Regions from separate parts of the Homo sapiens genome. Here regions 1, 2, 4 and 5 are each linked to region 3. A link is a contact called in ENCODE Hi-C or POLR2A ChIA-PET data. All regions are on one chromosome and are shown on one strand. The core of a region is the stretch at or near the end of the contact, and the rest is flanking DNA. Distances in the headings are between cores, read along the strand shown. Region 1 holds the start of KCNE2 (potassium voltage-gated channel subfamily E regulatory subunit 2). Region 2 holds the start of TTC3 (tetratricopeptide repeat domain 3). Region 3 holds the start of SETD4 (SET domain containing 4). Region 4 holds the start of VPS26C (VPS26 endosomal protein sorting factor C). Region 5 has its middle 25 kb from the start of RCAN1.

The links. Hi-C counts contacts between places; a loop is a spot of excess contacts on that map. ChIA-PET counts read pairs that join two places held with the same protein, here RNA polymerase II (POLR2A). Pooled maps may share reads with other maps.
Region 1: a loop to region 3 is called in a pooled map, with 2.9 times the contacts of the local background. The contact joins the promoter of KCNE2 here to the promoter of SETD4 in region 3. A Hi-C loop is called at or near these places in 2 of 50 pooled maps. POLR2A ChIA-PET finds 5 or more read pairs at or near these places in 2 of 52 experiments (H1 and T-cell).
Region 2: a map of CD8-positive, alpha-beta T cell shows a loop between it and region 3 (5-fold over the local background). The contact joins the promoter of TTC3 here to the promoter of SETD4 in region 3. A Hi-C loop is called at or near these places in 1 of 168 maps with a recorded cell type or tissue (CD8-positive, alpha-beta T cell), 4 of 37 single-sample maps with no recorded cell type and 15 of 50 pooled maps.
Region 4: a map of B cell shows a loop between it and region 3 (8-fold over the local background). The contact joins the promoter of VPS26C here to the promoter of SETD4 in region 3. A Hi-C loop is called at or near these places in 3 of 168 maps with a recorded cell type or tissue (B cell and naive thymus-derived CD4-positive, alpha-beta T cell), 2 of 37 single-sample maps with no recorded cell type and 12 of 50 pooled maps. POLR2A ChIA-PET finds 5 or more read pairs at or near these places in 1 of 52 experiments (activated B cell).
Region 5: a loop to region 3 is called in a pooled map, with 7 times the contacts of the local background. The contact joins the enhancer-like site here to the promoter of SETD4 in region 3. A Hi-C loop is called at or near these places in 4 of 50 pooled maps.

Annotation. Positions count from the first base shown.
Region 1 is chr21:34,360,513-34,365,994 of GRCh38, reverse strand. It overlaps KCNE2 (potassium voltage-gated channel subfamily E regulatory subunit 2), which reads right to left and starts at 1,989. Exons shown (of 2, transcript NM_172201.2): 1 at 1,844-1,989. All of the region lies in intron 2 of LOC105372791 (a long non-coding RNA gene), which reads left to right.
Region 2 is chr21:37,071,075-37,076,778 of GRCh38, reverse strand. TTC3 (tetratricopeptide repeat domain 3) reads right to left here and starts at 3,525. Exons shown (of 46, transcript NM_001330683.2): 1 at 3,306-3,525. PIGP (phosphatidylinositol glycan anchor biosynthesis class P) reads left to right here and starts at 3,708. Exons shown (of 5, transcript NM_153682.3): 1 at 3,708-3,779; 2 at 4,242-4,345. The coding sequence starts at 4,264. RefSeq lists silencers at 3,118-3,177, 3,398-3,717, 3,958-4,237 and an enhancer at 3,516-3,810.
Region 3 is chr21:36,058,247-36,063,300 of GRCh38, reverse strand. It overlaps SETD4 (SET domain containing 4), which reads left to right and starts at 2,775. Exons shown (of 12, transcript NM_017438.5): 1 at 2,775-2,954; 2 at 4,377-4,485. The coding sequence starts at 4,413. It overlaps SETD4-AS1 (SETD4 antisense RNA 1), which reads right to left and starts at 2,697. Exons shown (of 3, transcript NR_186380.1): 1 at 2,680-2,697. RefSeq lists enhancers at 2,773-2,822, 2,853-3,002.
Region 4 is chr21:37,263,627-37,268,796 of GRCh38, reverse strand. It overlaps VPS26C (VPS26 endosomal protein sorting factor C), which reads left to right and starts at 1,463. Exons shown (of 8, transcript NM_006052.2): 1 at 1,463-1,559. The coding sequence starts at 1,503. RefSeq lists silencers at 658-817, 1,558-1,867 and an enhancer at 1,358-1,417.
Region 5 is chr21:34,636,958-34,642,343 of GRCh38, reverse strand. No RefSeq gene overlaps it. Among named protein-coding and RNA genes, the nearest start is that of RCAN1, 25 kb to the right of the region's middle. RefSeq lists enhancers at 1-17, 1,746-1,855, 1,886-2,085. Within about 2 kb of position 1,988, at least 2 of the 41 ENCODE cell types and tissues checked have a DNase peak (open chromatin) inside an H3K27ac peak, as active enhancers do.

The sequences.
Region 1 (5,482 bases), core at 740-3,239, 1.7 Mb after region 3:
ATAGGGATTAAATGTCTAAGTGCTCACCCGTGGCCAGGCCAAATAAACAGGATCCAAAAGGGATTTGGCTTTTGAATACGGATGCATGAGATGTGGCCGAGTGGCCCATGCCTGCTCCATGACCACAGGAAAAAAACAAATCACAGTGTGTGAAAGCAGCTTCGTTGAAGGACATTATGCTAAGACATTCCAATTATAAGTGGGTTGATTTCAATTTTTTATTCCCAGAATTACTGTTTAACTGACTGATAGACATCAACCATATTTGGAGGCCAGGCACAGTGGTTCACACCTGTAATCCCAGCACTTCGGGAGGCCGAGGTGGGAGGATCGCTTGAACCCAGGAGTTCGAGATCAGCCTGGACAACATAGCGAGACACCACCTCTACAAAACATAAAAAAATAGCTGGATGTGATGGCACACTCCTATAGTCCCAGCTACTCAGGAGGCTGAGGTGGGAGGATAGCTTGAACCTGGGAGGTCAAGGCTGCAGTAAGCCATGATCACACCACTGCACTCAGCAGTGACAGTGAGACCCTGTCTCAAAAATCAAATCGAAACAAACCATATTTGGTATACATACTTATCCTACCCCTAAGTAGAATATCATAATAGGCATTTACTTTAGTAATGCTAAGACAACTACCATTTATGTTCTCTGGAATTATATGAAATAGCCATTTATATAGGTTAGAAATGGTCAAATATGGGCAATTCATGTGTATCAACCTAGGAGGACCTACATTTCCAGTGAATGCTTCTTGCTGAGTCCTAGCACAGGCTGGGCCCCTGGAGATCATTTAGGCTGGTTTGCTCTCTGATAGGTGGAATAACTATAGCCTAGAGGGCTTAAGTCACCTGTCCAAGATCACAAGCCTCTCAAGTTGGCCACAGTGCCTGGACTAGAACTCACATCACCCAAGCCAGTGTCCAGCACTGACTGTCCTAGCAGAGGTCACACATTCCAATAACTCACTGTTTTCATTGCTGTGACCAGTTGGCTCAACTGGGTACAAGACATAAGATCAAGACCATGATTTGAGCTTACACATGTCATTAGTTGTGCCCTGTCTCCAGGCTACAGAATGATCCCCTAATTCCAGCCATTCCTGTCATGAATGTGTGTTATTCATGACAACAGCAATCAGGACACTATTAGGAAAGTAACACTCATTTGACCCCAAAGTCCAGAGTTTTCTTTTCTTTCTTTTTTTTTTTTTTGAGATGGAGTCTCACTCTGTCGCCCAGGCTGGAGTGCAGTGGCGTGATCTCGGCTCACTGCAAGCTCCACCTCCCGGGTTCATGCCGTTCTCCTGCCTCAGCTTCCTGAGTAGCTGGGACTACAGGCGCCAGCCACCACGCCAGGCTAATTTTTTTTGTATTTTTAGTAGAGATGGGGTTTCACTATGTTGGCCAGGCTGGTCTCGATCTCCTGACCTCAGGTGATCCGCCTGCCTCAGCCTCTCAAAGTGCTGGGATTACAGGCGTGAGCCACCGCGCCCAGCCCCAAAGTTTTCTTTTCTTGAAACATGGTAGATCGCTCACATCACCTGGGCCTATAAAAGGCAGCAAAGTCTTTCATTTTTATATCAAGAAGAGAAAACAATATGATTACCTACGTTTACCATGAATCCTCCATTTTAAAAACTCTCAAAATTTTCATTCTAAGGCAATTAACAAAGAAATGAGTAAGGAAAACACAAGAAGGAAAGAAGGAAGAGTGGATGAGGAGCCAGGCCATGTACCAGGAAAATCATTCCTTTTATCATTTTCTGGAAAAGGCACATAGATAACTTTGTTACTTAATTCCTCAAAAAATAAAGAATGTGTGCTAAGACTTACCTATGCAGTGTGTGGGCAGGATGAAATTCCTTTCCAAAGCCAGGCTGTTCTGAACCTTCTTGCTGGCGTTAGCGAGCTCTCTTCTGGGTTGCACACAAGCCTCAGCCTGCTGGGCACCTTCACCTTACAACCATCTAAGCCCTTGCAACTGCAGTCTGCAATCCTATGCTTTTATGAACCCACATGTTTAATCTAATCGTATGTGGAAAGTTAAATACTAACTGGCAGTTGGAATTCACCTTGGTGCCTGATGGGGTGTGTGCCTCAGGGACTCTGGCTTTGGGCAGAGTGGCACAAGTTCCTGCTCTGGGACCCTTCCTGCCAGCTCCAGCCAGGGCAGGGCCTGGGTACAGTGAACATCTTTCCCCAGAAGAAGTCTTCCTCTTAGGGTAGGCTTGGGGGACAACAGCATTCCCTGCCAGAATACGTGGGAAGGGCTGGGTGGGGTGGCTCACGCCTGTAATCCCAGCACTTTGGGAGGCTGAGGCGGGCAGATCACCTGAGATCAGGAGTTCAAGACCAGCCTTGCCAACATGGTGAAACCCCGTCTCTACTTAAAAATGTAAAAATTAGCCAGGTGTGGTGGCACACACCTGTAGTCCCTGCTACTCTGGAGGCTGAGGCAGGAGAATCACTTGAATCCACAAGGCAGAAGTTACAGTGAGCTGAAATCATACCACGGCACTCCAGGCTGGGTGACAGAGTGAGACTCTGTCTCAATGAAAGAAGAAAGAAGAAGAGGAAGAGGAAGAGGAAGAAGGAAGAAGAAGGAAGAAGAAGGAAGAAGAAGGAAGAAGAAGGAAGAAGAAAGAAGAAGAAAGAAGAAGAAGACGATGTGGGAAGGACAGGGCCCCAGGGAGAGGAGCCAAGAACAGCCATCTCTGGGTGGTTGGTATGGGTTGAGGGGGTCAGTATAATTCCAGGCAAGTGCCGTGTTCTGAAGACGCTAAATAAGCTAGATTCTGGTAAATACTCCTCCACGGGACCACATCCAAATGAGTTTATAACAACATTGTTGTCTTGTAAAAGAGAAACGGGCTGCAAGGGTACTAAGGTACTACATGGAGGAGCTGGAAGTTAAGTCCAACAAAGAGGTTTTGAGGTTTTTGTTTGTTGTTGTTGTTTTGAAACAGAGTCTTACTCTGTCACCCAGGCTGGAGTGCAGTGGCGCAATCATAGCTCACTACAGCTTTGAACTCTTGGGCTTGAGGGATCCTCCTGCCTCAGCCTCCCAAGTAATGGGACTACAAGTGTGTACAAAGCCTGGTTAATTTTTATTTTTATTTTTGTAGAAATAGGGTCTTGCTGTGTTGCCCAGGCTGGTCTCAAACTCTTGGCCGCAAAGGATCCTCCAGCCTCAGTCTCCTAAGGCGGTGGGATTACAGGTGTGAGCCATGGTGCCTGGCCCCCAGCAAAGTATTTAAAGACCTAGCAAGAGCTAAACATACTCTATTTACCAAAAGATCCTTTTCTATCATGGTGGGGACCCTTGGAATTGGGAGAACTGAGTCTTTATATTGGCTATCATTTAGGAGTGCTTACCATGTGCTTTTATCGTATTAACCTCAGGTAATCATTGCCACAACCTGATGTGGAAGGTACTGTGAACTTAGCCAAGGGAATCAGGGCACAAGAGGTCTGATGACATGGAGGTGGAGCCATTTGGATTTGAATCCAATTTAAATGGCAGCCACGGAAGTTACACTCACTCACTCAAAATCACTTCAAGGTCATGTGGGTGGTCATTACTCTGTAACTTGTCTCATGGTTTTGTAAAAGGAAGGTTCACTTTGTTTTAAAATTGGAGTTTCACATTAAATGGTGCTCTGAACCATGTGGCTTGAAGCACACTGGGTGGCAAGAGGAAGATAGCTAAGATTTAACATGATCTACAAATTATTGCAGAGTTAACGTTATTAGGTGTATTTTAAAGAAATACGAGGATCTCTGTAACTCCGCAAAAGCTTCTCATTAACACCATTTGTCCTCATGGGTTGTCTTCACTGAACAAGATAGGCAAACTCAGCCAGGAGGAACACTTTGGTGGTGTAACTGTGTTCACCATGCCTCTGCAGAAATGGAAGCAAAACGTTCAAGTAAGAATTCCGCTAGGAGACGGTGCCACCTGCTGGTGGGAACAGGGAACTGAGGCCAATCTTCTAACTCAGCCCTTGCGGTTTAACTTCACTCTTGAATTCTGGCGCCGAGGAGAGGGGAATCAAAGCAGCGTGTTGTGCTTTGGTAATTAAAGGCAGAACTGGACGGCGATGTGTCATGGAGGCTGGCAAACCAGGTGAGCAAATTACTTACTGTCCCTGGTCTTTGGATTCTTCGTCTGTAAGATAGAGATAAGAGTTCCTGCTCATTTGGCTTGTTATAAAAGTTAAATGTGATCACAGATATATACAGCACTTAGCACAGAACCTGGCACGAGGTAGGATAGTAAAATCTATAAATTGAAATGCAGCAAAATTCATTTCTTGTTTTAATAAAAGCAAATGTAGAATGTTTTACCCATTCAATGAAAAACTAGGTGGGAAAAAACACTTTAAGAAAAAACTTTTAAACAGAAATCACCAGCCGGACATGGTGGCTCACGCCTGTAATCCCAGAACTTTGGGAGGCCGAGGCGGGTGGATCACCTGAACTCAGCAGTTCGGGACCAGCCTGGCCAAAATGGTGAAACCCAGTCTCTACTAAAAATACAAAAATTAGCCAGGCGTGGTGGCACACGTCCGTAATCCCAGCTACTTGGGAGGCTGAGGCAGGAGAATCGCTTGAACCGGGGAGGCGAAGGTTGCATTGAGCCGAGATGGTGCCACTGCACTCCAGCCTGGCCGACAGAGCGAGACTCTGTCTTAAACAAACAAACAAAACCCAGAAATCACCAAATAAGGTGGTAGAAAGATATCTGCTGTGGCATAAATGTTTGTGTCCCCCCAAAATTCATATAGTGAAATTCTAACTCCCCATGTGATATTACTAAAAGGTAGGGCTTTTGGGAGGTGGTTAGGCCAAGAGGATGGAGACCCCGTGAATGCGATTAATGCCCTTTTAAAAGAGGCTACAGGGAGGTTGCCTTCCCCTTTCCACCATGTGAGGTCGCAGCTAGAAGGCACGGTCTATGAATCAAAGAGGGAGACCTCACCAGACACCGCATCTGCCAGTGCCTTGGTCTTGGACCTGCCAGCCTCCAAACTATGAGCAATAACTTTTTGTTATTTATAAGTCATCCAGTTTATAATTTTTACTATAACTGCCCCAATGACTAAGATAATATCTGAATATATCTATAATCACAATATCCTTTAAAATAAGTACCTATTAAAAGAAGTATTATTAAACTGAATAACAAAATAAAATCTAGCTATATGCTTCTTAAAAGATAAACATCTAGGCTGGGGCTGGTGGCTCACACCTGTAATCCCAGCACTTCGGGAGGGCGAGACGGGCGGATCACTTGAACCCAAGAGTTCGAGACCACCCTGGCCAACATGGCGAAACCTCATCTCTACTAAAAATATAAAAATCAGCCAGGCATGGTGGCATATGCCTGTAATCCCAGCTACTTGGGAGGCTGAGGCATAAGAATCACTTGAACCTGGGAGGCAGAGGTTGCAGTGAGCCAAGATCACGCTG
Region 2 (5,704 bases), core at 2,276-4,775, 1.0 Mb before region 3:
GTGAGCCGAGATCGTGCCATTGCACTCCAGCCTGGGCAAAAAGAGCAAAACTTCACTCAAAAAAAAAAAAAAAAAAAAAAAAAATCCCTTTGTTTTCCCCAAGGGAGTTTTCCCCCTTTGGGCAATGCCATAGTAAGATTCCACAAGAACCTGTGGTTTGCCTGTCTTATGTAAAGTGCAATGTTAGAAACACAAGGTAAGAAAGTAGCACTAGCAGGAGGCCTCAGGCATTACCATTTTTAGGAAAGAGTACCTATGGAATGTAATGATCTAGAAACTGATTCATTAACATCATTTGTACCCACACATTCCTTAGCAAATCTTCATTACTCCTCTGGGGCTCATATACCCCAGTGTGAAAATTAGAAAAATTCTTACAACTGTGAACCAAAAAGTATATAACTTCATAACAGCAAAACCTAGAAACAACCAAAATGCCCATTAACAGAAGAATGCATACACTGTGTTATATTCACACTTGGAATATTACACAGCAGTGAAAATTAATGACTTACATCTATACCCAATATTAGTAACTCAGAAACATAACATCAAGTGAAATAAGCAAGTCCCAGGAAACTATACCCAATATGATTTTTTCCACTCAAAAACAACAGAAACCATACAATACATTTTTGAGGGATGTATACATATCTGATAAAATTATTTTTAAAAACAAGGCATAATATACACAATTCAGGATGGTAGTCACCTCTGGAAGTAAGCACATTCAATACTGGTCATTTTGATTATTGGATTGAGTGGTGAATTCATAGGTGTTCATTTTATTGTTCTGCTATACAGCTTGCATATGTTTTACATATATTTTGAATTTATCAAATACTACAATAAAATGGAGAGGAAAAGAAAAATTTTTTAAACATTCATCATAAGAAAAAAAATACTTTTAATTAAATCACCTCACCTGCCACTAAAGAGGTACATATTTAACATATCATGGAAATTCTATCTATACATCAATCATAGGATCTGACATACATTAGGTATACAACAAATGTTCATTGGAATTAATCTTATGAGAACCAAAGGAGATAAAGACTAAGCCAATTAGCTATAAGAGATAAATCCATAGGCTGACACAGGGCTACAAGAGAAGCCAAGGTGGCTACAAGCAAATTTAGCAGCAACCAAAAGTCATAAGGAAGCTGGTCAGTAAAGAGATGGCAAAAATGTAAAGTCTCATAACATAAAGTGTTAGCAGGGTTGTGAGGAAATTGTGTTCTCACTCAACACCAGTGACAGTGAAAATTGGTACAACCACTTCGAGAGCTTCTGTGATACTTGGTTAAATTGAAGACGCACATAGCCTACAATCCGGCAAATCTACTACTTAGGTGTACTTCCTACAGAAACTTCCAAATGTGTGCACAAGCAGACAAGTACAAAGATATTTATTGCAGGACTGTTTTTAAGAGTCAAAAACTGAAACAAGTTCAAAGTCTATCAACAGGGGAATGTATAAATAAATATGGTATATTCATACAACGCAATTCTATACCAGCAATTAAAATGAATGAACCAAAGATAACACAATCATTCAATTTGTTCATATATAAACCTCAAAATATGATGCTGAGCAAAAAAAAAAAAAGCAAGTTGCAAAAAGGCATGTATATTTTAATGCCATTAAAGTTTAAAAACAAACAATAATATATATTGTGTATGGATTCACCTTGATCAAAGTATAAAATATGCAAAGTAAAGATATACACAAACCTCAACGCAGTGGCTATCTCTAGAAAAGGAGGGGAAGGAACTGAGAGCAATTTTATTTCTTTAAAAAAAAAGAGTATCTGAAGTAAATTTGGCAAAAGATTAAATAATCACGTCTGTAAAATCTGAATCATGGATTGGTTAGCTCCCCCTCTGTATTTGATATCTGAAATATTCCAAAAATTAAAAGAAAAAAAGGAAAATTAGACAATAAGAAAATTGGGCAGAACAAAGACACCAAAACGCAGCCCTTGAGCGCAGAGCACGAAACCTTGAGCAATCGGAGCAGTAGCTGGGTCTCTAAGGGGTTTGAAGTTTCTTACCCTAGGTATCCTTATACTATATCCCATTTTCCTTAGGATAAATCGCAAATTTCTTGCAACAAAAAATGTCCTAACTAGAGTCGTAGTTATAAGGAAAAGGCTCTCTCCGGAGGAGTAAAATCTGTAAAATTTCTACCTTGTTTCCCTCGCCAGGATCTTGGGCAAAATGGAAAGAGATTTAGGTGAATGCCATAAAATACTCTATAAACCATTAAATATCATCAAGAACGCCTAAGGACCGCATCGCCCAGTAGGAGAGTGCATATATTTTGAAAGGTCTCTGCAACTGAGGGGGTTTTGGCGTCCAGGGCGCCACTGGAAAAGGCACGGCGCACTGGTACCAGCCCAAATTCACCTACGTCTCGGCTTCATTTTTTATCTTTGATCCCCCTATTCTGTCTCCTGAACAGGCTGGCTGAAGAGGCCACACTGGCAGCGTCAACACTGCGGAGCAGCTGGCCAGACTCGATCCTGTCCACCCCCCTTCCCATTAGCGTCTGTGGGAGAGAATGCTCAGAAAGAGGCGCGGGGGCGAGGGGAGCGGCGAGGTTACCCCCCTCCTGGGTCCGTTCCGTGGGGACAGGCCCTGGACTGGACTGCCAGTTCACACGAAAACAGGTGGCAACAGAGTCGTGACACGCACACACAGCAAGGGGTGTGCACGAACGTTCACGCTCACCAACGAAACCTGCACACAAGAGATACCCACTCGACAGAATTAAATCCGCACACAAGAGATCACGCACTCAACAGGACCCATGCGCAGACACTCTGCGTCACTCGGAGACACGCAAGGACGCACACTTGCGCGAGCAAGGCTCTAGGCGGGGGTCGCAATTGCAGAAGGCGCGGCCACGCGCGCTAGGGGACGCGCAGCCCACAGACAGGGGCAGTAACACAAAGGGGGGCCACCTGCAAGGCCGAGAGCGCCCACGCAGCCGCCAGGGAGCGCGGACACCGACACAAAAGGGGCGACGAGGCGACACGCGAGCGCCTCCACCCAGCGGAGGTGTCAGCCACGCACCGGCCGAGGCACGGGCAGCGGGGGGTTGCGCACAAAGGGACTACTCACACCCTCGCACCGGCATCCCAGGGCCTCGCTCGCGAAGGGGCACCAGACCAAGGGGGCAAACCCACTGGGGTAGGCAATGGCGGCCACACCCCCTCATCGCGCGGGACCCAACCCATGCAGACACAGTAGGCACCTCAGCGAGGGACGCGAGGAGACGCGCACACACCCACACTCACCACACACCCACGGAGGGGGTGTGGAAGGCCCCGCTCCCCCGGCATCTCGGCTGCAGCGGGACAAGGTGACACATCCGGGAGCCCGGCAGCGCGCCGGGTGTGCACTCACCCGGGCCCGCCGCCCGCGAGCCTCGGACGCGGGCAGCAGCAGCAGCAGCCGCCGCCGCCGCCGCCGCCACCTCCGGCCCTCCACGTCAGCCGACGGCGGGAGGGAGCGGGTGGCGGCGTTGAAGCGAGGTGCGTCACGTGGGCTGGCAGCGCGCGTGCGCAGTCGCACCCCACCGCCCCCTCCTTCGCCGTCGCGAGCCGCGGGATCACGCCCGCCCCCGCGCTCGCTGGCTCCCACCCGGGGAGGGTCGTTGTGCGCCTGCGCCAGGGTGGGGGTTGCCGTCGCGCCTAGGCCTTTCCCTCAGGTTTTCCTCTTCCCCACTGCGGCTCCCCAGTCGGCGCTTGCGCGGAGAACTCAGCGCTGAGGTGGCCGAGGTGTCGGGAGGGGCCTGGGTGGGCGTATGAAGGACCCGAGGTCGAGGGCCCCCCCATACCCCGCCTCGAATGAGAAATAGAAGTCTCCACGAATGGGCAGGGCCCGGGGCCTGGGCGCCGCGACCTAGTAGGCCCGCATGCTGGTGGGCGCCGCGCGAGCCTTGTTCCCTGCCCTCCCCTCCCACAGGGAGGCCACGCTTGCAGAGCTGGAGCGCGCGTCTATCGCCCCAGAACCCCCCTCCCTGCCCTATCCTCCGCCACCCCTTCTGTTGCGGGGCGCGCGCCAGCCTGGGTGTCTGTATGCGCTCGAGGCGGGGGCGCGGGTTGCGGACGGAGGCGCGGGAGGCGGTTCTGCGCGGCGGGGGCCGTACCCGCGGCGGAGCGAGGAGGCGAGAATGGATCAATGGTGCCACGGAGCACATCGCTGACGCTGATTGTGTTCCTTTTCCACAGATTGTCTAAAGCCCCAGGAAAAATGGTGGAAAATTCACCGTCGCCATTGCCAGAAAGAGCGATTTATGGCTTTGTTCTTTTCTTAAGCTCCCAATTTGGCTTCAGTAAGTACTTTCCTGATGGATGGCCAGGGGCTTTTTCTGGCGTTCAGTGACAAGGGAAGAATACATTGGTTAGACTGTGCACACATGAACTGTTGATTCTTTCTCCCTATGTCTCTTTTTAAGAAAATCTGAAGGGATCTCGTGTTTGCTGAGTGTTCCGTGTGCCAGCACTAGCCTAGGAGGTTTTAGTCTCTACAAATATTTATACAGCACCAGACGCGATGGCAAAGTGGATAAAGCCTGGTCCCTGCCCTTAAGGAGGTCGTGGTCTTGTGGAGGAGACAGATGGGTAAATCTACAGTTAATGCTCAGTGTGATGAGTGTCAGGGAGCACGGTGGAGAGACATTGAAACCAGACTGGAAAGTCAAGGCTTTCTACAGAGGCCTTTCCCCCTGGCACTGATGCTGATTAGGAAAGAGTAAGAGGGAGGGAAGAAGTGGAAAGGCCTTGAATGAGGGCGTGAGAGGGTTTGGACCCGAGGAGCTTGTGATGTCACCAGTGTGCCCTGCGGGATCTGGGGAACAGGAGAAGTAGGCCAGAGAAGTCGGGTTGAAAGGTGTGTCGTTTGCGTCCTGGATCTCCCTTAATTTAACCCCATAACATTCCATTTTACAGATAAGGAGACTGATGCTCACTAAGACACTAATATGCCCACTCACACAGCAAGTCCCAAGTCTCTCCCCAAAATGATTTGAGAATTTTGAGGCACACAAAAGGGAGAAAATTGAGTGCCCGTGATCCAACGTTCTGCAACTGTTTGGAAACCAGGAAAGTGGAGGAGTGGTAGTACTTCTGAACCCTAACTAAAATATATCAGCCTGCACCATCAGCACAGCTTGCAGATGAATGTAATGGCCAGGCTATTAAAACTGAAGTGAAGTGAAGAAGTTACAACTGAGTTCGAATTCTGACTCCTCCACAGATTAGCCATGTGAGCTGGGACCCTCAGCAAATTTTTTGAGCCTCAGGTTCCTTATCTGTAAAAGGGTAGTGATAATGATGGTTATTAAATGCTTATGACGCATGAAACAGTTCTATGGGGTAGGTTCTGTTATTACTGTCCTTTAAAGATGAGCATCCTGTGGTTTCAGTAACTTGCTCAAGATTGCAAAGCTACTAAATAAAAGCCTTCTAAATTTGAACCCAAATACACTGGCTGACTTCACTCTGCTGCCTCTTCTGACTGTTGTGAGGATTAACGGGGGTAATTTATGTAAAGCACGTAAAATAATGCCTAGGAACAGTTAGGGACTTAATAAGTGTTAGCTACTGATGTTATTGTTAGCACTTTTGTAAATCCTTGTTCAAAGAGTATGTCAAGGATTAGAAGCTATATGAATAAATAAAAGCAATCACTT
Region 3 (5,054 bases), core at 1,526-4,025:
GGCCTGGGTTTCCGCACCAAATATAAGAGTTCAAGAAAGACGTAAGAACACTAAACGCGGCTGGCAGTTAGAGACAGGTTTACCTTATATGAAACCTGACAGGTGCTCCTGGCCTGTTTCCGTCAGGAACTCTTTCTCTTAGAGACTAAGAGTATGTATTGGTTTTAGGGTGAGGGGGCTTACCACAAGCTTGGAATGTTTATGTGTGTGGAGAAGTTCATGGCAGGGTTGGAATCTCTCTGGGAAGAGGGGAGGTTATTTTGGGGTGGACATCTTTCCAGCCCTGAGGGGTGTTATCTCGGGGCTATCATCTTCCCCACTTCCCAGATGGAACGGGGTTTATCTTGGGGCTACCATGTCTCTGGTCAGGGGGGAATTTAGAATGTTTCTGGTTGAAGATATTATTTGTGATTTATGGTCATGGTGACCTTAGCCATTAGGCTGATGCCCTTTGGATTTAGGCGGTTTTTGTTTTGTTTTGTTTTGTTTTAGCCAGAGTCTTGCTCTGTCGCCCAGGATGGAGTGCAGTAGCGCTACCTCAGCTCACTGCAAGCTCCTCCTCCTGGGTTCATGCCATTCTCCTGCCTCAGCCTCTCAAGTAGCTGGGACTACAGGCGCTTACCACCATGCCCGGGTAATTTTTTGTATTTTTAGTAGAGATGGGGTTTCACCGAATTAGCCAGGATGGTCTCGATCTCCTGACCTCGTGATCTGCCCACCTCGGCCTCCCAAAGTGCTGGGATTACAGGCGTGAGCCACCGCACCTGGCCTAGGCGGTTTTTTATTAAGGTGCACTTTAGAATGAGGGGGTTGTCCAAGATGGTGATGCTCTGTCATTGTGGAACAGGGGGTTAGTTAACATCTGGTGGTGCACAAGCGGTAATTGTTTTAATATTGCTTAGGTGGAGGTGAGTGCTTGTTTAGCTGCTAGAGAAAAAGAAAAAACTTGTAACCATTAGAACAGAATTTATTCTTGAAGTGACTTAACTCTTTCCTGGAATGGCCTTAGGTCTTGTTTATAATTTTTGTATCTTATTGCCACAAAAAGTCTGTTCCATCAGTCTCATGGTCTCTATTTTAACATCAATGCTGGCCAGTTGTATCTAAACTGTAAAAGAGAGAGGGTATAATGAGGCATGTCTGACCTCACATTCCATCAGGGCTGGGAACTAAGTTTCTAAGTTTTTTTCTGGGGCCATCTTGGCCAAAAGGGGTTCCATTCAGTCAGTAGGGGCTTAGGATTTGTTTAGTTTACAGCTGTTAGAAACTATGTTAGTGTTTAAATCTTTTAGTGTTGGGGGGCAGGGGTGAATAAAATCATTTGTGTTTAGAATCTGTAGTTTAAATAGGATTTGTGCTCCGTATGCTGAGCGCCGGTCCACTGGGCCCACTTTTCTTTCTCTATACTTTGCCTCTGTGTCTCTTTTTTTTCTCAGTCTCTCATCCCACCCGATGAGAAACACCCACAGGTGTGGAGCGGCAGGCCACCCCTTCACTATTTACATAGTATTTACATTGTATTAGATGTTATAAGTAATCTAGAGATGATTTAAAGTATATGGGAGGATGTGCATAGGTTATATGCAAATATTACACCATTGTGAAAGTTGCAGAATCAAAATGGAGTCACTTGTGTCAAAACCCTGATAAATGCAGCTGGGGAAGGCCTTGAAGGAAGGGTTCTCATGCACTACGCCTCATAACAAGAATTGTCACAAAAGACCCTAACCTTGCAGAAAGGCCCAATCTTAAACACAGAAAATCCTTCTGCAAGGACATCTGTCCAGCAACTTTGGACTGATGCTACCTTTGTTATTCATTCTTTTAGCCAAAGATAATTGATTTAAAGCAATTCATATAATCTTCATTTTCCTTTTAAAAACATCTCCTTGCCTCAACCTCCCCCAAAACGCACACAGTTTACTATGGCATGCATATTCCCATTGCAATGCTACTCCCAGATAAATCTCATTTTCTTTTAGGGAGCCTCTTTTGTTACTTAGGTTTACACCATTGTATACAAGGGACTTGAGCATTCTAATTCTGGTATCCGCAGGGTCCTGGAACCATTCCCCCACGGACACTAAGGGACAACTGTACTTGTTTTTCATGACAGAAAACATGTTTAGGAGTACTAATTTTTTTTCCCCCATAGAAGATTTCCATAGAAGGGTTTTGGAGAGAGACACCACAGGAACATGCTATCAGCATGATTTCTTCCTGATGTTATCCTTGACCACCCGGTAAGGTACTGTTTGCCAGGTTTCTCCACTGTAGTCCCCAACACCATTCCAGGCTGTACTCTTTGGAATCAAGTTACTAGGCATAGCCCATAATCAAAGTGGGGGTGGGTGGGGCAGAAATCGAGCTCCCGCTATTGGAAGAAGGGGTATTTAGATATATTATTTAGAATTTTCCTGTGAGGCGGGTCCTGGGGCCAGAATGAAACGGTGGAATGGGGGCGGGGATTGGCGAGCAAAGTGACTCGACCCGGCAAACCCAGCCTGGCAGGAAAGCCCGAGGTCTGGGCGAACAGGGCCGCGCGCCCTAGGTGGTTTAACTTCGTAAGGAAAGACTCCGCAGGCCGGCTTTTCAGTGCGCAGCTTGCTCGCCTGCGGGTTACTGGGTTTTCTGACCCCTGACTCGACGTAGGGGTTATGGGGCTGTGGGTGTGCCGACCTCGTCCCCGACTGTACTGGGCGTTGGCGGCGAGTCCGCGAACACTGCGCATGCGCGAGCCGGAAGCTGCCGCCCGCGGCGGAAGGGGCGGACCCGGGAGACTGAGGACTTGGATTGCTTAAGGACACCAGGCAGGCGCGACAGCCTTCAGCCTCTCCCTCTGCAGTTTTGGCCGGTTCCTTTAACTTGCCTTCATCTGGGGCTGTTTGGTATTTCCACGTGCCTTGGGCCCGCCCACTGCAGCCTCCATCTTGGAAGCGGCCGCCGGCGCCTAGGTGAGCTAGTAGGACTTCCGGGTCGGGCCTCCAGTTGCCCGGGTAACGGGAGCAGAGTCGGCGGGGTGCGTTCCTTAGTCTTTCATTCATCAGCGTAAAAAGAACTGAGTTTAGGTCGCAGGTCCCCTCCAGGGCAGGCATTATCGTGTGCGCTGCAGTAACCTCTCATCTTGTGGAGTCCTACACTTAGCGCATGTTGCTCCGGCGCGCTGCGTAAAGCTGAGGAGCCTGAGGCCCGAGGTCCGATGCTCGCCTGGCTGGCCTATGGCTGCGGGAGCGGTGTGTGTCGGACCGTAGGACGGCCTCACGGCTAGAGTTTGAGGACTATGGGGGCGGGGACGGTGCCTGTGTCTGTGGCGGTCACCGGGCTTCACGTGGTCCTCAGCAGGGTGATGGTGGACAGCTCGCGCGAGGGCCCGGGAGTCTTGGGGACACTTCCCGGCGCGGTCTGTGGACTGAGCGCTGGGACCCGCACCGAACCAGCCGCCGTTCGCCTCTGGAGCTGGACATGCCGACTTTCGTTAGGTCAAATAATGAACCTTATACTGCGGAAGTGCGGTATTAATATTGCCTGGAGTTCTTGTCTCTTGCTCATTTCTGCCCTCGTATGTTTTAGAAGTAGATTTATTTTTTATTTTTATTTTTTTAATTTATTTTTTGTGACAGAGTCTCGCTCTGTCGCCCAGGTTGGAGTGCAGTGGCGTGATCTCGTCTAGCTGCAGCTTCCGCCTCCTGAGATCAAGCGATTCTCCTGCCTCAGCCTCCCCAGTAGCTGGTATTACAGGTGCCTGCCACCACGCCCGGCTGATTTTTGTATTTTTAGTAGAGACGGGGTTTCACCATGTTGGCCAGGCTGGTCTTGAACTCCTGACCTCAGCCCGCCTCGGGCTCCCAAAGTGCTGGTTTTACAGGCGTGAGCCACTGTACCCAGCCATTATTTTATTTTTATTTATGTATTTATTTTTTTATTTTTTTGAGACGGAGCCTCGCTCTGTCGCCCAGGCTGGAGTGCAGTAGCGCGATCTCGGCTCACTGCAACCTCCGCCTCCCAGGTTCAAGCGATTCTCCTGCCTCAGCCTCCCAAGTAGCTGGGATTACAGGCGTGTGCCACCACGCCTAGCTATTTTTTGTATTTTTAGTAGATTAAGCTGTAGTCACTAGGTCTGCAAGATAAAACTGTTTTAGAGGGACTGATATAATGGGAATTCTGTTACTGTAGGGATCATGATTTAGCTCACAGTATAAACGTTTCATGTACAAAAGCACTTGAGAGAAACAGTTTACCAAAACATACATTTGTATACTTAAAGGTACAAAGAACAGTGATTATCATATAACTGGAAAGTAAATCAAAGAAATGTTTTTTATTTTAGATTGAGCATTTCCACAGAAATTACAGTTTTGTCCTTTTTGAAAAAATAGAACTGTATTTCAGAAAAAAGAAACTACAGTTTTAGCATGCAGAAAGGAAAAGGGAGAACAAGCCGGATCAGAAGACGAAAACTCTGCGGAAGTTCTGAATCAAGAGGAGGTATGGTTTTTCTTTTAGTACCAGTAATGAAAAAAGAAATCCTTTTGTGATTGCTTGTTTGTTCATACGTAGCTTTTCTTTCTTTCTTTCTTTTTTCTGAGACGGATTCTCGCTCTGTCACCCAGGCTGGAGTGCAGTGGTGTCATCTTGGCTCACTGCAACCTCTGCTTCCCCGGTTCAAGCGATTCTCCTGCCTCAGCCTCCCAAGTAGCTGGGACTACAGGCGTGAGCCAGCATGCTCGGCCTAACACATAGCTTTTCTCAAAGGCACACAGTGTTCAAAGAGAATCTTTCTTTTTTTTTTTTTTTTGGAGACAAGGTACATTCTGTTACCCAGATTGGAATGCAGTGGCGTGATCATGGCTTGATCTCCCAGGCTCAAGTGATCTCCTCCCTTAGCCTCCCTCCTGCCTCAGCCTCCCAAGTACCTGGGACTACAGGTACATGCCACTGCACCCGGCTAATGTTTTTTTAAATTTGTTGTAGTGACAGGGTCTATGTTGCACAGGCTGGTCTTGAACTCCTGGGCTCGAGTGGTCCTCCTGCCTTGGCCTCCCCAAAGCACTGGG
Region 4 (5,170 bases), core at 214-2,713, 1.2 Mb before region 3:
TTCTAAAATCGCTGAGTTTTGAATTGCCAGGAAAACATTGAAGACAGAGACCAAAGCCCTGAGGGCAGAGAGGAGCTGCAAACCAAGACCTGAATATTTGAAAATACCATTTATTAACCTTCAAATGCAATTGTAGCTGCAGCACCATCACTGCTGGCCTGTAAAACATTTTATATTCTTAAGAGGGAGGCATTCGTGATACTAATTCTTTTTACAGATAGTTTCTGATGTTATCCCAAAAGCAATGCACTTTAAAAAATAATGATCAGAATCAAAGAATTTAAACAAAAAGCAAAGAATTTAAACAAAAAGCACTTTTCACCGCATTATTTAATTAAATCATTTGTCAAAATGAAATTTGACCTTCTGCTTATTGGCAAAATCCTCATTTATAACATTTACAAGAGATTTTAACTCAATAAACGAAGTACGTTAACAGTGCACTGCCCTGCCCTGCAGTAACGCCCCCCACCCCCACAAACTGTATCTGGGGTCAGCTGTTGCTGGGAATAAAAATAATAGGCAGATTCACTCCAGCTTTCAGTCTTTCATTTGCAACCAATCTCCAAGCCCCAGAGCCTGGGGGCCGTGCCTTTCCACCCTTCACGCGGGGCGCACGGATCTGAATATTTAACACCCGGTTCCAGGACACGCGCCTGGGGAACACCCACAATCCCTCGCGGCCCGCGGAGCCCGGCTGGCGGGTGACCCAGCGCCCGCGGCTCCGAGAGGAGCGAGGTCACCCGGCGCTTCCCGAGACCTTGGCCCTAGGCCCAGCTGGCGCTGGGACGCGAGGCAACCGAGCCGCCGGCCAATCAGCGCTTTGCAGGACTAGCACGCAGGGGCCGCACCCCTGAGGGTGACCGGAACCGCTCCCGCGGGAAGGGCAGGGTGCGGCGCCTGGCCGCAGACAGACAAGGGGGCGCCGGCTCTTCAGAACCCCAGGGAGAAAGCGGTGGAGGGCTAGAGTTGAGGAGACTAAGGACATTTGAGGAGGGCAGGCATTACCAAGTTAAAACCTCCTGAAAGACAACTCCATTGGGCGACCGTCTGCGCCGCACAGCCTGACGGGAGCGTCATCCTTCCTGCGCAGGCTGCAACCGACAGACAGGCTCGGCTCCGCCTCCAGCCGCGGGGCACGCGGGGAGAGCCGTTCCTCCCTCCCTCCGCTAACCCGGACAGCAAAGGAGCATTTCCGGCGTAAGACTGTCCCTACGGAAGGGGTGGGGCTAGCTTGGCCCCGTCTTTCACGCCCAGAGGGGGCGGGGTGAACCGTGACAGCGCTTCGGCCCGCACTAAGGCCGGCTCTTGTGCCGGAAGGAGGAAGGCGTGGGCATTCGCCCCTCGGAGCTAGGGAGTGTGTGCGACGCCGCTGCGAGGTCACGTGAGCCACTGCCGGCAGAGAGGGAAAGGGGCGGGGCCCAGAACGAAGCGGGGAGGCGCCCCTTGTTTCCCTGGGGTCACGCGCAGCCGGAAGTGGCGGCTGCTGCGGAGAATTGGAGATGGGGACCGCCCTGGACATCAAGATTAAAAGAGCGAATAAAGTTTATCACGCCGGGGTAAGTGGGGGCTGGGGGTGGGGATGGAGGTGGGGTTGGGCGGGTCTGCAGGTTCCGCTGTCTCCATCGCTCTGCGCACGTCCCGCGTCCCTAGGCGGGGCAGGGCTGTCCCGCCAGGTGCGTCTCCGCCAAGGTGGGTGCGTTCCCGCCAGGTGCGTCCCCGCCAGGTGCTTCCCGCGCGAGGCTGGCTGCCCTGCGAGGAGGCCCCAGGGCAGGCGCCGCCGCCGCATCTGCGGGACGTGCAGGGCAGGCGCCCAGCTCCGGGGCTGCGCTCTTCCCATCTGGCCCCTTGAACACCCGGCGGTGTTGGGTTCTCAGGCTTGAGCTCCCTCAGTGAGCGCTGAGGGCGGAGGAGTTGACGACCAAACTCCCCTTTCCCTCTCTCCTAAGGTGACCGCAAAGGTCTAATGAACGAAAGCTAAAACAAACCTTGGAAGCAGAAATGGGTATGTCTGGCGGCAGCATATATTAGATGGTAGTCACTTTTAACAACATACTAACATACTACGAAAGTTACTGCTTTTTCTGGTTTTATTCTTCGACTGACACAAAGGAATGGCTATTAAAATGCAAGTATAAAAAAGTAAAATCTTGACTATGCCATTAACAGGTTTTGTGACATTGGCCAGTCATTTAACCTCCTTGGGCCTCAGTGTCCTTATTTGCAAATGAGGGTGTTGTAAGGTTCCTCTAACTCGGGGAATCTCAACCCTTACTCTACATCAGAATCAGTCATCCTGGAGAATTTTAAAATATGATTGCTTGGGTTCCACTCCCAGCGATACCGGTGATATATGTGCAGCTAGGGTTGAAATCACAGCCCCAACACTCTTTGGAATAAAATTGATCGCAGTGGTTGGTCATATTAATGCAAAGTAATCTCAAAAGGGACAGAATTTCAGACAAAGGTCTTGGATGGATGCTAAAACTTTTGGGCAAAAGACAACTAGGGAAGCCTGCTCTTATTTACACAAGCTCAAATGGTCATCCCCTTGATGGTTAATTACAAAGGGAAAAATCTGGCCCGCGCGGTGGCTCACGCTTGTATTACCAGCACTTTGGGAGGCCGAGGCGGGCGGATCACCTGAGGTCAGGAGTTCGAGACCAGCCTGGCCAACATGGTGAAACCTGGTCTCTACTAAAAATACAAAAATTAACCGGGCGTGGTGGCGGACGCCTCTAATCCAAGCTACCAGGGAGGCTGAGGCAGAAAAATCGCTGGAACCCGGGAGGCGGAGGCTGCAGTGAGACGAGATTGTGCCACTGCACTCCAGCCTGGGCAACAGAGTGAGACCCCGTCTCAAAAAAAAAAAAAAAAAAAAAAAAAGAGAAAAAGCTACCTTTATAATGGAGAAATCTGGTAGTCACACTCCTCTAGCCAAGCACAACAATGAACACCACTTCACCATCACAACTAATGAGACGACTGACATTCGGTACCCCTTGGCATGATGCACAGAGAAGGCCACAACTCACCTATGTAGTATTCCTGCCAAAAATGTTTAATCCGTATCAGTTCATAAGGAAACAATAAGGAATATCCAAATTGAAGGGCATTCTGTGAAACAAGTAGCGTGGATTCTTCGGAAATATCAGTGTCAAAAAATAAAGGCGAGATAATTTTTCTAGACTATAAGACTAAAGGGACATGAGAACCAAATAGAATGCTTAATTTCTGATAAAATATAAATTCGACTATGGACTATAATTGTTGTATATTGGTGTTGAATTTCTCCAGTGTAATATTTATATTTTGGTTATGTAGAATACTCCACATGCTGAAGTATTTAGGATCAAAGTGTCAAGCCGTAGACTGTGCACATATGTTTATGCACATATGTGTATAGGAGAAAGAAAGTGAATGTGGCAAAATACTAACAATTGCTGAATGAAGTTAAAAGCTACATGGGTCTACTTTGTATTCTTTTTAAAAACAGCTTTATAAAGATAATTTAAAATACGAAATTTACCCTTTGAAAGTATACAATTCAGTAGTTTTTTAGTGTATTTGCAGAGTTGCACACCCATCACCACGATCTAATTCTAGAACATTTTCACCCCAAAAAGAAACCCTGAACCCATTAGCTGTCACTCCTCATTCCCCCTCCCTCCTGACCCCTGGCAGTCACAAATTGACTTTGTCTCTGGAGTTGCCTATTCTTGACATTTCATATAAATGGAATCGTACACTATGTGGCCCTTTTGACTGACAGGCTTCTTTTACTTCGAGTAATGTTCAGTGTTCATGCTTGTCATAGCATGAGTCAGTTCCTCATTCCTTTCTGTGGCTGAATAATATTCCATTGTATGGATAGATCATATTTTGTTTAACCACTGGTCTCTTGATGGACATTGGAGTTATTTCTACCTTTTCGCTATTAATAATGTTATGAACATTCTAGTACAAGTTTTTATGTGAGAGGATGTTTTCATTTCTCTTGGATATATACCTAGGAGTGGATTTTGCTGAGCTACTTTAACTTTTTGAAGAGTTGCCAAATTATTTTCCAAAAATGTCTGCACCACTTTACAGTCTACCAGCACTGTATGACGGTTCCAATTTTTCCACTACTTTGTATTCTCGTAACTTTTCTGGAGCTTGGAAATGTTTCAAAATAACAATGGGAGGGCAGTGACAGGAGACTATATATGCATTTAACTTTAGTATTCATTATTTCATTAACAAGTTAGCATGTTCTCTTCAGAAATGTTACTCCAGCTGGGATGCTGAGATATTTTCTGTGGTTTTAAATATGATACAAGTAATGAAAAGTACATTAGAAAAGACACAAGCAGTGGAATGGTAAAGTTGCCCCAGCAGAAGTCATACACAGCCAGGACCACTTCCTGCGGGTCACAGAGTTGAAGACAGAGTCAGCTCTGTCCCTTAGACTACATCTCCTGGTGCTAGTATAAGGAACAGCATCTGCAATTGATGGCTGAAGGCAGCTTCTCTCAACCTTCAGTCACTTTTTATACTTACATGCATTTTAAAGGAAACCTTATATGGTGAATATAAAAGAAAAACCAGTATAACTTCCAAATAGATGGTTGCTATGTTTTTTTAAAAGGCGACAGAAAAGAGAAAGTTATTAAACTAATTAATCAATTGACAAAAATCTCTGACATGTGTGCCCATGACTCATGTGCTAGACTCCATGATCTGTAATTCAGGGTAGGTGGAGTAGGCAGCCAGCACTGTCATGGCTGTTTTCCAAGCCTCACGTAGCAGGATCCTTGCTGTCTGGTCCTTGAGGAGGCCTCATTGACTGCAGACAGTGCATATGTCACATCTAGTTTGCGCTGTGGTTGTGGGAGAAGCGGCCCTTCTCTCCTATCCTCCTCACCCTTAGCTGGCTGCAATGGAGCTGATAGCATACACATTTTCTCTTTTCTCCGTACATCTCAACAGTGACAGTAAAGATTCAGTTACCAAAGATTTGACTTACCTATGGACCTGCCAGAGCACCATGCCTACAATTCTTATGGGTTGCTTGAGGTGACTGCCACCTACTTTAGCCTGATCCTAAGCAGTACTATCCCAGGCTTGAGGTCATTAAGTGATTGTCTTTCAAGTGAAACGTGTTTGTCAGCGTAAGCACATAAGGCAA
Region 5 (5,386 bases), core at 739-3,238, 1.4 Mb after region 3:
AGGCATCACACATGACTAGGCAGCAGGTGGGTGACTGATGAGTCTGGGTTCACATCCTGAAGCTTTGCCTTGTGGGTGGGGACCATGCTTTACTGTGAGCCCTGCACCTGCTCTCAAGCCCTTCAAGGTGCCTTTTCCTCTCTACTAATGATCTGAGCAATGGACTTTTGTAACAGATCCCGGGGCACTCTAGGCTACCACCCAAGGCACTGCTTTTCTGCCATCCAGGTATCTGGGAAGTCAATTCATAATCAGTAGGTTTCTTGGAAAACATGGACTAGGGGTACAAAGAGGCATTTATCATCGATTATGAGAGAAGTCAGAAAACACAGTGCCAGCCTCAATGGCCCTGGGTGCTGAGATGCTGTGTCCAACACTTTCTGACCTTCTCCCTTTTTAAAAAAATTCTAGACTCCATGCTGTTCCCTTGATCTTTCTTCAGCTGTTCTAAATATTGCCTAAGCCACAGGTTTCTCCTAAGTTCAGTAGGTCCACTGAGACTTCCTAAGACCAAGCTTACATTAATCTGGAGAAGGTGGTGCAGGATTCAGGAGGACGAGAGAGACCTCAGGTTGAAACAGGAGAGTTTTTACTGAGTGTACTCGGGCCCAGCTGACTCAACGTCCAAAAGACTGGGCCCAGAACAAAGACAGCACCTGACTTTTATACACACTTTACAAAAGGGGGTGGGCTAGCTTGAAGTAAGCTTACAGTGGCATGAAAGCAGGGATACTGAGGCAGGACAAAGACAGGATTGCACATGACCGTTGCCAAGCAACCCAGATGTCCGTTATCTAGTTTTGCCTGGGCATGGGCTTATCCTATAACCTTTACTATGGTGCCCAGGCAGCTGTAGTTTGGGCCTACTCAAGCTTCTTATGACCTTTGTTGTACTTCTTAGAGAAAACAGAATACTTGAAGTCACTAGTTACAGAGAAGAGGAACCTACAAACTCATTTCATAAAACAAAGGAAATTTTTTTTTCTATGTTGAGGGAGTGCTGGGAGAGTCTTCAGAGCACATTAGATAACATTATTAGGACCTTTCCTGGGTCTGGGCTGTGCCTGTTGCTGCCTCTGGGACAAGTCAGCCTAATACAGGAAAACTTTTTTTTAAATTTTATTTTTTTTTAATTTCCAGCCTCAAAGGGACCAACCCATCTTAGAGACTTCTACAGACAGCCCGTCCCCCTGTTAGGTGACGATTTTACCAGTGTAGACCTCCCAGGATGCATTATCACTGCCAGCATCTGAGGCACTTGTAGTAACCACTTTACGCGGACCTGAATCATGAATGCTTTCCATGGAAGTGACTCAGAGGAAAAACTATTTTCAAAGCAAGAATTGGCAGGGCAGTGGAACTGATTGGATGTGCAGTTCAAGCAAGAAGGAAGAATTAAAAGTGATGGAGAAGTTGAGTTCCTGAACACCAGAAGGTTTATGGACATGGAGCTGGGCTGGAGAGGCTGAAGCTGTCCTGAGGTGGGGGAAATTTAAAGGAGTGGGAAAGGTGTAGGGGACAACTGTCCTCTTTGCCATCCAGAATCTAGTCACCCTTCTAGTAAGCCAGAACCCTAAAGTTTCTCCAATGATCTCACAGAGTCAATGGACATGAACTTGAATAGAACAGGTTGTGTGAGCTGCTGCAACCATCTCGTCACCACGTGGAGCCTGAGAAAGGCATGCAGTGGGAGGGGGCAGGGACGAGATGGAGAGAGATCAGAGAGATTAAGAGACTCCTGAAGCAAGCTATATTGGTTCCACCCCAAACTTTTCTGTTACATGAGCCCAACATATTCCCTTTTTTGCTTAAGAAAAGAAAAATAAAATAGAATATTAAACAGTGCAACTGCTGTAGAAAAGTTTGGTGGTTCGTCAAAAAATTAAACATAGAATTATCCTATGACTCAGCAACTCTAATTCTGAGTATATATCCAAAAGAACTGAAAGTGAAACTCAAACCAGTATTTTCACACCAACGTCTGTGACAACATTATTCACGATAGCCAAAAGGTAAAAACAACCCCAGTGTCCATTAACAGTTAAATGGATAACAAAATGTAGTATGCACATGCGATGGAACATTGTTTAGCCATCAAGAGGAATGAAATTCTGATACATGCTGCAGCATGGATGAGCTTTGAAAATATTGTGCTAAGTGAAATAAGCCAGGCACAGAAAGACAAATGTCTTGTAACTGCACTTATATGAGGGACCTAGAATAGTCAAATTCATAGAGATAGAAAGTAGAATAGAAGTTACTAGGGGCAGGGGTTGGCGGGGTGGAGAGGCAGAGCTGTTGTTTAATGAGTACAGAGTTAACAATGGGGGAAAATATTTTAGGTACAGATAGTGATGATGGTTACACAACACTGGGAATGTATTTAATGCCACCGGATTGGATGCTTACAAATGGTTAAAATGATAAATATTATATATATTTTGCCACAATTTTTTTAAAAAACAGAAATTTATTATCTTGCAGTTCCAGAGACTAGAAGTCTGAAATCAACATGGGGGTGGTGAGGGTGAAAAAAAAAGATGATCAGAGAGTTTGGACATTTTTAGTGACAATCTACTCTGATAAACCAAGCACCTGAATTCCCATGGGAATAAGGATATGTATGGTCACCTTTACCAATTGACTGACTGTTTCCTCGGGGTCTCCGATGAGTTGGCTGTCTGGCGCAGGGTGCACAACAGTTCTTAAAGCCACACATCTGTCCAAAAGCTCAAAGAGGCAATAGTACATCTTACACTATTGCAGATCTTCCAGTAAGTACATATATATATCTCACTGTAGTGCTGGGAGTAACATGGTGGCCTCAACAACCCTGGCAAATTGCCCTGTAACAAAACAGCACTGTGGGAAGTCACCTTTACCAATCATTGGTGCATCATAACGAGAGTCTCCTCTTTCTTCTATTCAGGGTTATTTGAGTTCTTTTGCTAATTTAACTGTGGCATCTGGCCTGGGAACATCAAAAGACAACAAAACTCCTAATCATCAGGGGAAGAGTCAAGTCTCCCTGCCCCAGGAGTGATGACTTATTACAACAGCTCTGGGTTGGTGCTGATGGGTTTGCATGTTCCCCTTCAGAATCCATCCTCTGTGGACTTGAACCTACCAGGGGATCATGGTGAATTCTTCCAAGGTCTGGGGAGGGGTTGGTGCTCTAGGCCTCTGGTAATTTCCAAACGGTGTCTCTCTGAAGGAGGGCTGCCAGCCAGCAGGTTCCAACAGGGTCACACCATCCCCATCCACCAGCTCCTGGGATTTGCAAAAACACAAAAACAACTTTGCATTAACAGTCCATCTGAAACCCAGAGAAAGTGCGACCAGGCCTTTCACCAAGATGTGAAGCCTCTGCCTGGCCCAGAGGGATACATGTGTACTCCAGGCTATATTCTGAACCTTCATGCCTGTGACCGGGCCATGCCTCACATGTCGTTCCTACTAAACTGACTTGATCATGTCGAGCCCCTGTGGTAATCCATTCTCCCTTTTGGTTTTGAAACAGGGTCTCTCGTTGTTGCCCAGGCTGGAATGCAAAGGCACGACCACAGCTCACTCTAACCTCAAACTCCTGGGCTCAAGGGATCCTCCCATGTCAGCCTCCCAAGCAGCTGAGACCACAAGTGCGCACCACCACACCCAGCTAATTTTTTTGTTTTTTAAACCAGGTACTGTGAGTGCTCACCTGATTCTGGGCTCTAACAAAGGTGTTTTTTTATGTGTGTGGAGATAGTTGTTAAATTGGTGCCTTGCTGGGTGGATGATGGGTGGAGCCTTCTATTCTGCCATCTTGCTCCACCTCTCTCCTCCTTTTTATTTTTTTAAATAAAAAGGGGGTTTCACTATGTTGCCCAGGCTAGTCGCAAACTCCTGGGCTGAAGTGATCCTCTGGCCTCCCAAAGGGCTGGAATTACAGGCGTGAGTCACTGAACCCAGCCCATCTACTCTCTTAGTGTTCCCATCCCCACACTGTTCTGTCTTCCCTTTACCAGTTTATCCTGTTCTCAACTTTGGTCCAGATACAATGCCATTTTTGTGGACCAACCTTCCTCATCTTCACTGAGGTCATACCTGGGTTCAAACACCAGCTGAGACATCACAACCTCTATGACCTTGAGTAGCCATTCATTTTTTCAGGTATGCATCTGTATGATGGGCTTGATAGTTCCATCTGTTTCAGGCAAGGTTCCCTTGCAGTCACAGGAACCACTCTAACTATTTTAAGCAGAAATGGATTTCATATAGGAGTAGTGTGCTCACAAAACCTTCACATGGGTCAAAGAAGCAGGCTAGAGAAGAGGCCTGCAGGAAAGACTCATAAAACAATACTGCAGGACTAACCCACCAGGGAAGCCACCTCTTTTAACTCAAGCACAAAACTCTAGAATCAGGAAGTGGCACAGCCCCAGGACCTCTGAATCAACCTTTGCTTCCAGTGATGTAACACCTCAACTGTGATGGAGATCAGGGGCTACCATGACAATGTTTACCCCCATGGCCCCTCCACACCGACTAGATCTGCACCAACAAAAATATATATGACCCTTACTGCCACTCCCTTCGCACTTAATTCAGTTCCAAAGTCAGCTCTCTCATGGCTGCACCTAATCAGCAGCTTCCAAATCATATGTGGAGCCCTGTTTGCAAGGCAGGCTGGGAAATAGTTTCTGTCTCTTCAGCTCTGTAGAGAGGAAAAAGCAGAAGAAGGTTGCAGTGAATGGATGAGGTCTCACTCACCTCAGAGGGGTGTTGTGAAGAGTGCAGCAAGACTCTGACATCCTCATCAGTTTATTCATTCATTTACTCGGCAAATGTTTATTGCCAATTATTGCACCGGGAGTTCAATGATGAATGCCGCACAGTCCGTGCCCTCAGGGAGCTTACAGTCTATGCTATGGGCTGAGTTGTGTCCCCTTTCTCAAATTCATATGCTGAAGCCCTAACCTCCAATGTGACTATATTTAGAGCTATGGTTTTAGGAGGTAAAGCTAAACAGGGTTATGGGGTGAGATCCTAAATTGATAGGATTGGTGACCATATTAGAAGAGAAGCAGACACCAGGGCCCTCTTTCTCTGCACACACACACAATGGAACTGCACTGGAGGATACCTCAAGAAGGCAGCTGTCTGCAAGCCAGGAAGAGTCTTCACCAGGAATGGAGCCACGCTAGTCCCATGATCTCAGAATTCCAGTCTCCAGAGCTGTGGGAAAATACATTTCTGTTGTTGAAGCCACCAGTCGGTGGTACTTTGTTATGGCAGCCTAAGCAGATTAAGACAGTCCCGGAGGGTTCAAGCCAGAAAGCAGGCAAGTCCAGCACAGGCTGGTAAATGCTAGTGGAGGACAAGCACCAAGAGCTCTGAGAGCACA